2 separate regions of the Homo sapiens genome follow, and region 1 is linked to region 2. The links are chromatin contacts, found by Hi-C or POLR2A ChIA-PET in ENCODE. All regions are on one chromosome and are shown on one strand. Each heading gives the region's core, a stretch centred on a gene start or an enhancer-like site at or near the end of the contact. The rest is flanking DNA. Distances are from core to core; before and after follow the strand shown. Region 1 holds the start of RIMKLB (ribosomal modification protein rimK like family member B). Region 2 holds the start of AICDA (activation induced cytidine deaminase).

Region 1 (5,758 bases), core at 2,366-4,865, 85 kb after region 2:
CATCCTGTTGAATTTTTTTTCTTTTTTTTTTTTTTTTTGAGATGGAGTACCCATCTGTTGCTCAGGATGGAGTGCACTGGCCCAATGTTGGCTTGCTGCAACCTCCACCCCCAGGTTCAAAAATTCTCCTGCTTCAGCCTCCCCAGTAGCTGGGATTACAGGCAACTGCCACCACGCCCGGCTAATTTTTGTATTTTTAGTAGAGGCAGAGTTTCACCATGTGGGCCAGGCTGGTCTCGAACTCCTGACCTCAGGTGATCCACCTGCCTTGGCCTCCCAAAGTGCTGGGATTACAGGCATGAGCCACCCTGCCCGGTCCCTCCTGTTGATTCTCATGTGTCTAGGAATAAGAGCAAAAATCTGGAAGTGTTTTGGTGCAGGCAAAGGATGAACCCTAACTTCATCTCAAAGACATTACTTACCTATAGAGTTGGTCTTACACTCATAGGGATATGCAATAAATATAACTATTTGTATGATTATCACACATATCTAAACATTGTATAATTTCTCTTTGATTACTATTTGACTGTTTTGGTATCAGTTAGTCTTGAATAATAATAGCTAACATTCACTGAGACTTACTATGTTATGCATTACATTTGAGTTACCTCATTCATCCTTCTATCTTAATAAAGTGGTGCTAATATGATCTTCATTTTGCTGATGAGAAAACTGAGGTTTATGGAAGTTAAGCAACAATCTCATGCTGCTAGTAAATACAGCTAGGATTTCAAATCAGATTGATCTGACTCCAGACATGCTAGGTTACTTATAGTATGTCTTCCCAGGGGATTCAATTGCCGCACCGCCCCGCCCCCCCGCCCCGCCCCGCCCGGCCCCGACACCTCCGAACTTCCTGAAAAATATTAATTCACTGGTTAAAAATGTGTGGTGCATGATTATGTCAAGAAAAACTACTTAAAATATTTTTGAGCAGGTGTTGCTACCCAAAGGAGATGTGAGTCCACAGCCGCCTAAACATATCAACCATGAATTCTCAAAGATTATGACTGAATGTATGTACAGCCTTTCTGAACCTTGGGTTTCCAATATGGAAATGGTGTAAATAATTTTTGCCCCCTTATTACTTCATATAAAAAGTATGATGTATGAATTTGATCATTACTCACATAAACATTATCTTAACAATATCATGATAATGGTAATGTGTTTAAGCCTTATCATTGGCTTTTTTTAAATACCCTCCTGAGCTTTGTTTTACTCCCTATTAGCTTAAGTCAAAAGCAACGTTGTTACATACATGAGAATATCTTAGAATGTGTATGGCACATAGAAGCAATAAATTGAATAGCAACTTTTTTTTTTTTTTTTTTTGAGACAGAGTTTTGCTCTTGTTGCCCAGGCTGGAGTGCAATGGCACCATCTCGGCCTGAAACCTCCACCTCCCAGGTTCAAGCGATTCTCCTGCCTCAGCCTCCTGAGTAGCTGGGATTACAGGCGTGCGCTATCACGCCTGGCTAATTTTGTATTTTTAGTAGAGACAAGGTTTCTCTATGCTGGTCAGGCTGGTCCAAAACTCCCGACCTCAGGTGATTCGCCTGCCTCAGCCTCCCAAAGTGCTGGGATTACAGGCGTGAGCCACCGCGCCCTGCCCTGAATAACAACTTTTAAGGGCAAGTGGCAAGTGAGTTAATAGTCATACTTCCTATCCTCAGTTTCACCAGTACAACCCACTTTTTCTGGGGATGCAGTTACCACGAATTGGATTCCTTAAGAGTGGGACTGAAGGAATAGGTTAATTAAATATTATTATTGATCCTCTGTACATTTTTTTCCCTGTGTCAATTTCACTGTGTTTATTTTGTCAGATTTTCAGTGTTAGTATCTCTGTGCTCAAGCTTCCCTTGATCACAAAATGCTTCTCTTGGTCTTGGAGTTGAATATACTTTATGTCCCAGGGGGCTGAATATCAGAGTGGAAGTAAATAGCAACAATTTAGTTCTGTAGACCTTATCCCCTTTGTTCTCAAGATAGTGTATCTATCTTATAGGGCGTTTGTTCCTCTAAATTTTGTAAACCAACTAGACGCCTATCCTAGGTTACTCTCACTGACCTAACATTATAATAGCACTAAACACTTTGAACAGCACTTGATCTGTGTCAGCTGTTAAATATTATATACTTATTAACTCATTTACTCCTTATGACAACTCCATGAAGTAGGTGACTATTTTTATCCTCACTTTTACAGCTCAGCAGATAAAGATACAGAGAGGTTAAGTTACTGCAGAGGTTCACATAGGGAGTGGAACCATAAATCCAATCCGGGCAGTCTGGATCCAGAAGTTACCACCCTGGGTTATGCTACATCTTTTAAAGGACTCTCGAGACGCTGAAGGAAATTAGTCAAAAAATTTTTTAAAAGCAGAAAATGAAATTATATTGTCAATTGACTGGGAGAGGAGCAGTGAAAAGTTGTTGGCTGAGGTCACTGAGACAGGGCTGAGACCAGCAAGAAGGCAAACTGGTGAGCACATTACCGTACCTCACACCTGGTGTCTCTGGTGACTGAAGTTATTTGGAAGTGAATCTTCCATGTAAACCTGGGAGGTCGTCTGTAGCCCTTTTTTTTTCTCCTTAAGAAAATGTAATAGCGTAGTTGAACATTCATATTCTTAGCCTCCTTTGGGCTATACTTTTATTTTTTATACATAGTTTTAGAATTTACAAAATGCTCTTAAAATATCTCATTTCATTCTCACAACGACTCCGGACTGTACTCTTTTATCTTTTCACAACAAAGGCTCAGAGGAAGCGTAGCAACTAACTTGTCCAAGGTTTACGCCGGTTTCTAGGGGGCAGAGCTGGCGCTATCCACCCCGCCTGTATCTCCAAACCCGCTTCAGCCAGGAAATTTATCATGTGGTTTTAAATTTGCCTCTCAATATACAGAGGTACTGTCTTTACTCCAGTCCCGGATAAAGACCTTCTAGGTATGAATGATCTTTGTCTCCATATCTTTGCCTACCGGAGGGAGGAACCACCGTAAGCGGAGACTCCGGGCGGCGGCCGGCGGAAGGGCTGGGCGGGAGGCGTCGGGATGCCGGCAGGACCCTGCGCCCGAGGGGGTAGGGGGCTCGTGTCGGGGTTCCAGGCGCAGATTGATGGGGCCTAAGCAGGGAATGTGAGGGCGGGGAGGGCGTACAACGGAAGGGACTAATCTCGCGGTTTCGAGTTGGGAGCAAACCTCGCCCCCCACCCCCCCCATCCGTTTCCCTTTCTCAGTGAAGACGGTTTGGGGGCGGGTGGGGAGGCGCGTCCTCGGAGCGCCCTCGCGCTCCCTTTTCGCTCCCCGCGCGCGATCCATCGCCTCTCTTCCCCCGAGGCCAGCGATGGCTCGGGTGCGGGCGAGGAGCTGGGAGGGCGGCTCTCGACGCAGGTGTCAGATCCGCTCGGCAGTGCTCGGCGCGCTGGCCCGGCCCCCAGCTCCTCCGGCCGCCGCCCCCCGCCCGCCGCGCCGCGGCGCCAGGAGGGCGGGGCCGGGGCGCGCGCCGCTCCTCAGCAAGCGGGCGGGCGGCGTTCGGTCTGAGGGAGCGGGGCGGTCTCCGCCGGCGTCGCGCGCGCTGTGTGTGAGCGGGGTCGCGCGCGCGCGCGGCAGGCGAGTGAGGGAACGAGGAGCGGCCGGGTGTGAGTGTGTGGGAGTGAGAGTGTGTGGGAGTGGGGTGAGGGAGAAGCTGACGGGACGCGAGGCTGTGAGAAACTGGGCGAGTGTGCGAGGACGCCCGGCCAGCCTGCGGGAGCCGCAGTCGGCGGAGGAGAAAGGAGGCGGCTCCCGGTATCCCGACCCCCTCCCCCTCCTCTCCTTCCCCCACTTCCAGCCGCCCGGCGGCCCGCGCTTCCTCGAAGGCCCCAGCCCGGCTCAGTCGGCCGAGAGCGAGGGAGGAGCCCCCCGACCCAGGTGAGCGGTACGACCGCTGTTGCCCTCGGGTGTAGAGCAGTGAGGCGAAGGCGCGCCCTCCCGAGTGGGCGAGTTCAGCGGAATGGATCCCCCGATTAGCGGGGGCTGGGCCGGGGAGGGGACCGGCCCGAGCGCGCCCGGGGTCCGGGGCTAGTTGAGGCCGGTGGTCGCCGCTCCGCGGAGTCGGTGGGGAGCGAGGCGGGGCCCGGCCTTCGCGCGTGTGCCGGGAGGCGCCGGCCCGTGGCGTGTGCGTGCGACCGGGCGAGCCGTGTCGAGGGGGCGGCGACTTCGGGCGTGTAAGGAGTATGGTTTCCCCGCCGGCGAGGGGGTGTGGTAACCCCGGGAACGCCGGCTGGAGTCGGACCCGCGGGCTGCTGACCTGTCCTCGGGATTGCGGCGACACTCCCCCTCCCCCCCCTTCCCACAAATTCTATGGAGCGACCGCGGGAGGAGGATCACGTGGTGCGGTCCCGCAGCTACTGTATTCGATTCCACGTTTTCCTCCTTACGTGTAAATTTTAGAGAGTGTGACAGTCATTCCATCTTTTCCTTTGACAGTCTCTGAATGAGAAGGGGATGACCAAATAATTGCTTGTCCAGTTTTGATTCTTTAAAAATTTGAGCATGATGTAAATATTACACTACTTGCCCCTCACCCCCCCCCAAAAAAAACCCAAACCAGAGTGGTAATAATTTCAATCTCCCCTTATTAATATGTCCTTATCTCTGATCACACATTTGTTATTTCACTGTTTTATCCCATTTGTATTGGCGAATAGCGATGGGGTGGTAATTCTGTTCTGTGAGGGGTTATTGCACTAACCATGCTCAATGCAACTGCTATGTAAATTCTTTCAGTATGCTGTCATTTTCCCATTAGTTATATATATTGTTACCACATCTTTGTGGAGTTAGGTTCAACTCTAAATAGGTATAGAAAGTATATGGGCAGCCTACTATGCAGATTTTTTTTTGTGGGCTTGGTATGTTCATTATATTTATGGGTGTTCTTAATTATTAACTATAACCATTTAAATTGAAATGTTTTTAAATCTCATTTTTGTTACTTTCACAATATTGGGTACCTTAAAGGTCATTTCTTCTATTTTAAAAAATGATTTCTTAAAAGCAATTATGAGAATACTTTTAAGATATTCATTTGGAATAAAACACTCTCTGAAATTCCGGTCTCAGAGATTTAACATTTATTTCCTAAATTTTAGTATGCAACCCTCTAATTTTAAAAATAATCATAGTTAAATTTCTTTTCCAATGGTTACTGTTTTATTTGGTTAGTGTGTCAAAGGGGAGGAGGCCTATTTTGTCTTGAGGTAATCCTATTTTATTCTTTTCTATCTTGGTTAGTGCTGTTAATTTCCTTCTTTCATGTCATTGATTTAGTTGTTAGTTTGGCAACATGGCTGTTGATGTTTTTTATCTTTCTCTGTCTCCCTTTTTTCTCTCTTGTCTTCTCTTACCCCTACCAGGTGCTGGAGTCTGCTTGTCAGGGAGGGGGGCAGTCTGTGATTCTGAGAACAGAGCCAAGAAGGGGAACAGCAAATTCAGTCACAGACAATCCTCCACTCGGTCAAGAGCCACTTTTCTCTTCCTGCCTTGCCCCCCCGCAGGGGGTAAGGAACTGAGCGTTTAATCTTTAGCCGGTTGGCTACCAGCTAAAATTCTACTTATCTTAGTTTCTAGTGGATAGCTTTCTTATTTTGCCCATGTTTTCTTAGAATCCCTGTTTAATATACTTTTGTCAGTAGTAGTATCTAGGAGTAGCAGGGAGAGTGACAATAAATTAGCCCCTTCTTTTTTCCCTTGTCATTCAGGCCC
Region 2 (6,456 bases), core at 810-3,309:
CAACACATAATAGGTGCTTAATAAGTACAGAAGAAAAGAAATTCTCTCTTTGAGGCCCAGTGTTAAACAGATTAAGCATCATCTCTTACCAATAAATCCCTCTTATATTAACTTACCCTCCTGGGCTGTGTAGATGAGAAAGGCAGAGGAATCTACATCTTTTTACATGCACCTTGGTTGGCGGGGTGTGTGTTTGTGTGTGTGTGTGTGTGTGTGTGTGTGTGTGTGTGTGTGTGTGTGGAGAGAGAGAGAGCCTTATCATAAGGAAGAAAAAGTGTCCTGGAAGTATAGATAAGAAGGATGTGGCATAGATAAAGGACTTTGGGTGGATTTTTGGGTCCTACTCTACATGAAAATACAATAAGCCTACACTGTTTCTGTCACATGTTACCAGTCAGAGTGAAATGAATTGCGTGATCCTGACCTGCTAGTTAACTTTGTTGATCCATTACTTCCCTTCTCTGGTTAGGGGCCTGTTTCCAGCTCCCTGTTCTCGTCATTTCTGTCCTGAGTAGGAAGGACTTTACCGAGGGAGTGTTTCAGGCTTGCAGGCTGACAGCTGCTCTGGACAGCTGTGCTCCCTGAGGCAGAACCCTAGCTGCATCCCCAGCCGTGCAAACCAGAAACAAGCGGGTTAAAAATAATCCTGACCAAGTCATTTTGCCATCACTAATGAGCTCTACAGATACTGTCCTCCTTAATGATAATATATTTCCCTTCTGTCCTGTTGAATTTCATCTTTTCTCCTTTTCTGTCTTTCTCTGAATTTCAACTGCTGATTTTACCTTTGCTTTCCATTTTACTTTGAACAAGTATTTCCAATGGACCCTTCACAAGGACCTATAGCTCAGACTTGTTTTCAAAATCTCAGTGTAAACTGAGGAGACATTTGACATTGTCTGACCTCAAGAAAATTTTCTGAAGAACATTAAATCCTCCATTAAAAATCTTTATTCTGTATATTGGATGTGATGGCTCATGTCTATAATTCCAGCACTTTAGGAGGCCCAGGCAGGAGGATCGCTTGGGCCAGGACTTAGAGACCAGCCTCGGCTGGGCTAAGACCCTGTCTCTACAAAAAAATATATTTTTAAAAAATCTTTATTCTGTAATGTAAGTTCTTTATAAAGGAGTTAAATTGAGGTAAAGTATAAGGATTAGGTGTTATTCTCATACATCCATAGTAATCATAAATGTAGGAATAGAATAAGTTCTATGACAATAACCTATCAAAAACTGCACATAAAGACATTATGAGGACCTTAACCAAATTCACACCTAAGAGGTAAGTTAAGCTACGTCTGAACAAATGGAAAGATTAGTTAATAGTAAAAGTGCCATTAACTGCCTAACAATTGGGCCTTTAACATTAAATAACTTGCTTGAATGAATTTGTCTCCTTATAATGGACACAATCATAGTGACTTTCAAGCAATTAATTTAGAATGCTTGGCATTTCTAAAATTACAAATTTTCTTACTATAGCTAAATTATTTCAGTAACGCCTCCCTAGGAAAGTGTGTCTTCAAGTTGTTTTACTGTTGAATATTTACAAAATTATTACGAAAATTAGCACTACCGTTTTTAGTACAGTACTGCTATTACCTTTTCATGATTTGAGTCTCTAAAGATTTGCTATGTTAATATTATTACCATAAATTAGTTTCAACCATGGTACAAATCTCAGGACGAATCAGTACATTGTACGCACTACTTCTTTTGCCACATGAAAAAGAGGGAAATCAAGAGAAGTCTGAAACAGAAAGAATTGGGCTGACAGCGTATAAGATCTGAATAGAAGAAAAGGAGACAGATCAAAAAATATATATGCATATTGATCAAGCTGATCTTATCAGTCAGACAGTTACATGAGAGAAAGGGATAGCTACCAGTCTCATTACTCAGATTTGCTCTGAGAGGAAGGCCAGTGCAATCACCCACGAGAAGACTGCCTCTTTACCTGTCCATAGTGGTGTCCAGAGTGTCTTCTTGCCTCCCTGCAAGTCTCAGGCCAGAAAAATCTCACTTCAATTAATGATGGTTCTCTGTCTTAGTCTGACAGTGCATTGGCCCTTCACATTCAAATTTGAGCTTGCCCTTTTGGGCTCCTCCCCTGACAGCATCACCCCCACCAGGTACCCCAACGGCCTTGCTCCTGATTTGGATCCAGTGAAGATGGGTGGGTGGGGCTGTCATAGGCAGAGTCACACAGGTTAAACCATTGAGGGCAGCTCTGCTTTAATGTTTAGGTTCCTTTGGGGCTGCTGCTCTAAAAGCCCAGTCCATGCTCCATAGCTAGCAAAGATCAGGAGGCAGTAACAGTAGACACTTCAATTATAATCATGATAACACAAAATAAAAGCACAATGAGAATAGTAATATTTATGTAAATACCTTAAAGAGCATTTAAATAGCTTCTTGGGTTATTGTGTTGAAGAGCCTCAGATAGCCTCTAATTCCCCCATATTCCCACAGTCTCTCTGAACCTCAGTACAGACAGGCACTAGCAGCTCCTGCTTTGCAGTTAAGCAAATGAACTCAGTTATATAGAATTTAGAACACAAAAATTTTGCCTCCCAAACCATGGATTTTTTTCTTTCTGATTGCATTACAAGAATTGCTTGAAGACTAGATATTTACACCAAAGAGTGATTTTTGCATGAGCCATCTTTTTTAGAAAAAAAAAAAATCCTTAATTTGGAGTCAGAAGCAGCAGCAGTCCCCCAAAATACAAAAATGCTTGTTTCACCAGACAGATTCAGTGTCTAACTGGCTGCACTGAATTTGGAAAACAGGCTAAGATCTTCAAATAAAAGACTTTAATTTTGTGCTCTCATAGAACTTGGTCTATTAAAGATTTTATTTCTCTCTCCTACTGTAGCCCATATGCATTCTATTTATTCACTGAGTAGATACTTCATGCCTACTGTTAATGGAAACTATGCCAGGTGCTAGGGATGCAATGCTAAGCAATGCAGCTAGGGTCTCTGCTCTCTTCCTGCCTCAAGCCTTTGATACCATCTATACCTTGATGATTTTCAAATCAATAGCCCTAGCTTGGACCATGTATTCGTCTGTTCTCACACTGCTAATAAAGACATGCCTGAGACTGGGTAATTTATAAAGGAAAGAGGTTTAGTTGACTCACAGTTCCACATGGCTGGGGAGGCCTCACAATCATGGCAGAAGAGCAAGGGACATCTTACATGGTGGTAGGCAAGAGAGAGCTCACGCAGGGGGAAATCCCTTTATAAAACCATCAGATCTTGTGAGACTTATTCACTATCATGAGAACAGCATGGGAAAGACCCACCCCCATTGTTCAACTACCTCCCACTGGGTCCCTCCCATGACATGTGGGAATTGTGGGAACTACAATTCAAGATGAGATTTGGGTGGGGACACAGGCAAATCTATCAGACCACTTCTTGAAACTCAAGACAAGTGTATCCAGCTTCCCTCTCAGAATCTCCATTTGGATGTCTGAGCACCTCCAGCCTGTCTAAAACAGAACCCCTGTTCTCTGCCTTACCTACTCTTCTTGCCGTCTTTCCCATCTCAATAAACAGCAGTATTCTTCCAATTGCTTGGCAAAACCTGGGCAGAGTGTCTCTCAGCTCCTCTCTTTCTTTTAAATTCCATGCACACTCCATTAGCAAATCCTGTTATCTCTGCTTCCAGAATATAGCCACAAACTGACCACTTCTCACTACCTCCAGGTCCAAGCAACCTGGATTATTGCATTTTGCTTCCCAACTGGCCTTCCTGCCTCCCCCTTCTTCGATTACAGTCTGTTCTCCACATGGCAACTAGAGTATTCCTTCTGGAATATTTAAGGTCATGTCACTCCCCTGTCATAACCCTCCATGGCTTCCCATTCTCTCAGTATAGGCCAGCAGCCTGAGATGGCCCACAAGCCCCTCTACCGTCTGCTCTGCTTCACCCCTCTGGCTGCATCTCCTTCCACTCTCTCCCTTGCTCACGCAAAGAGCGCACACTCCTTCCTCTGCCCTTGAGGTCCCTCTGCTGAAATGTTATTTTTTGTGTATGGTTGTGGCTTACACCATCATATATTTTATGTCCTTATTCAAATACTGTCCGGTATTTGAGATTTGTCCTAGTCACCATATCTAAAATGTCAACAAAATCTCACCATTCTGACACTCCCTTGCCTCCATCCCCTAAATTATTTTTCTCTTTAGCACTTATCACTTAAAATACACTCCTAAGTAAACTAAAGACAAGTAAAATAATCTGTTTAAATTATTTTTTAATTAGCCATGAGATTCAAAATAATAATTATAATTATTTCTAATAATTATGTAATAATAATAATTATTATTTTGAGGAGGGTCTCTCTCTGTCACCCAGGCTGCACTACAGTGACATGAACATGGCTCACTGCAGGCCTTGACCTCCTGGGCTCAAGTGACACTCCTGCCTCAGCCTCCCGAGGAGCTGAGACTACAGGAATGTGCCACCACACCCAGCTCATTTTTGTATTTTTCTTTAGAGACGAGGCCTTTCCATGTTGACCAGGCTGGTGTCGAACTCCTGGGGTCAAGTGATCTGCCCATATCAGCCTTCCAAAGTGCTGGGATTACAGGCGTGAGCCACTGCACCTGGCCTTGTCTAAATTATTATTGCTGAAAAAATTCCTCAGGGCACCAGCAAGATAGTAGACGGTAGTTGCCTTTGGCACTCTCAGTTTTATAGGACAGTTGGTCAAGGAGCAGAATGGAGACTCCTAATTCATCTGCAGCGTCAACTGGAAGGTGCAGGCATTTGAAATCTAATCCCTTTAAGTTGTATCCTCAGATGCGAGTTGGGCTTTTATCATATTTTCACCCATTTGTCAAGAGAATAACACACAGGTACACACAATTGGGTTGTTTTATTGTTTTAAATAAAAACGGCACATATTTAAGGTGCATAACATGGTGTTTTGTTATCTGTAATGAAATGATTACTACAGTCAAGCTAATTAACTTATCCATCTCCTCACATAGTAACCTTGTATGGATATGTGTGTGTGGTGACCGCATCTGAAATCTACTGTCTTAGAAAATTTCCAGTATACAATTTTTTTTTTTTTTCGAGACAAGAGTCTCACTCTGTTGCCTAGGCTGGTGTGCAGTGGCATGATCTTGGCTCACTGCAGCGTTGACCTCCCGGGCTCAAACAATCCTCCCACCTCAGCCTCCCGAGTAGCTGGGACCACAGCTGCACACTACCACACTGGGCTAATTTTTTTGTTTGTTTTTTTGTACAGGCAGGATCTCACTATGTTGCTCAGTTAGGTCTTGAACTCCTGGGCTCAAACAATGCTCCCATCTCAGCCAAAGTGCTGTGATTACAGGTGTGAGCCACTGTGCCTGGCCCAATACAATCTTTTTTAACTGTAGTCATCATGCTGTACAATAGAGCTCTAGACTTATTAATCCTGTATAACTGCAACTTTGTACCATTTGAGCAACATCTTCCCATTTTCCCTACCTCCCCATGCCTGCTAACCACCATTTTACTTTCTTTCTTTCTTATTTTATTTTTTTTTTTTTTTTGAGACGGAGTCTCACTCTGTTGCCCAGGCTGGAGTGCAATGGTGTGATCTCGGCTCACTGCAACCTCCGCCTCCTGGGTTCAAAGGATTCTCCTGCCTCAGCCTCCCAATTAGCTGGAATTCCAAGCATGCACCACCACGCCCAGCTGATTTTTGTATTTTTAGTAGAGACGGGGGTTTCACCATGTTGGCCAGGCTGGTCTCGAACTCCTGGCCTCAAGTGATCCACCCACCTCGGCCTCCCAAAGTGCTGAGATTACAGGCGTGAGCCACTGTGGCTGGCTCACCATTTTACTTTCTGCTTCTATGTGTTCAACTTTTTAAGATTCCACATATAAGTGAGATTATGCAGTATTTTTCTTTCTGTGTCTGGCTTATTTCACCAAGCATAATGTCCTCCAGATTTATCAATGTTGTTGCAAATGGCAAGATCTCCTTTCTTAAGGCAGAATGATATTCTTATTCTGATATATATATACGTGCCACATTTTCTTGATCCATTCATCTGTCGACAGACACGTAGGTTGTCTCCATATCTTGGCTATTGTGAATAGCGCAGCAGTGGACATGGAGTTATCTCTTCAAGGCACTGATTTTGTTTTCTTTGGGTATTTACCCAGAAGCAGGATTGCTCAATATGGTAGTTCTGTATTAAAATTTTTGAGGATCATATAGTAGTTCTAGTTTTAGTTTTTTTTTTTTGGAGAAACCTCCATACTGTTCCCTATAACGGCTGTGCCAATTTACATTCCCACCAACAGTGTACAAAGGTTCCTTTCGCTCCACATTCTCACCAACGCTTGTTTTCTTTTGTCTTTATGGTAATAGCCATTCTAACAGGTGTGAGGTTAAGAGATAGGAAAAAATAAAAATGTAAAATGCAAACCCAATAATAG

What was found. A loop is a pair of places that touch in the nucleus more often than their neighbours do. ChIA-PET counts read pairs that join two places held with the same protein, here RNA polymerase II (POLR2A). Pooled maps may share reads with other maps.
Region 1: a pooled map shows a loop between it and region 2 (6-fold over the local background). The contact joins the promoter of RIMKLB here to the promoter of AICDA in region 2. A Hi-C loop is called at or near these places in 2 of 168 maps with a recorded cell type or tissue (OCI-LY7 and chondrocyte), 5 of 37 single-sample maps with no recorded cell type and 6 of 50 pooled maps. POLR2A ChIA-PET finds 5 or more read pairs at or near these places in 5 of 52 experiments (HEK293T, MCF 10A, OCI-LY7 and 2 more).

The regions. Positions count from the first base shown.
Region 1 is chr12:8,694,376-8,700,133 of GRCh38, forward strand. It overlaps RIMKLB (ribosomal modification protein rimK like family member B), which reads left to right and starts at 3,616. Exons shown (of 6, transcript NM_001297776.2): 1 at 3,616-3,922. RefSeq lists silencers at 3,421-3,520, 4,051-4,220 and an enhancer at 3,445-4,411.
Region 2 is chr12:8,610,800-8,617,255 of GRCh38, forward strand. It overlaps AICDA (activation induced cytidine deaminase), which reads right to left and starts at 2,060. Exons shown (of 5, transcript NM_020661.4): 1 at 1,961-2,060. The coding sequence starts at 1,968.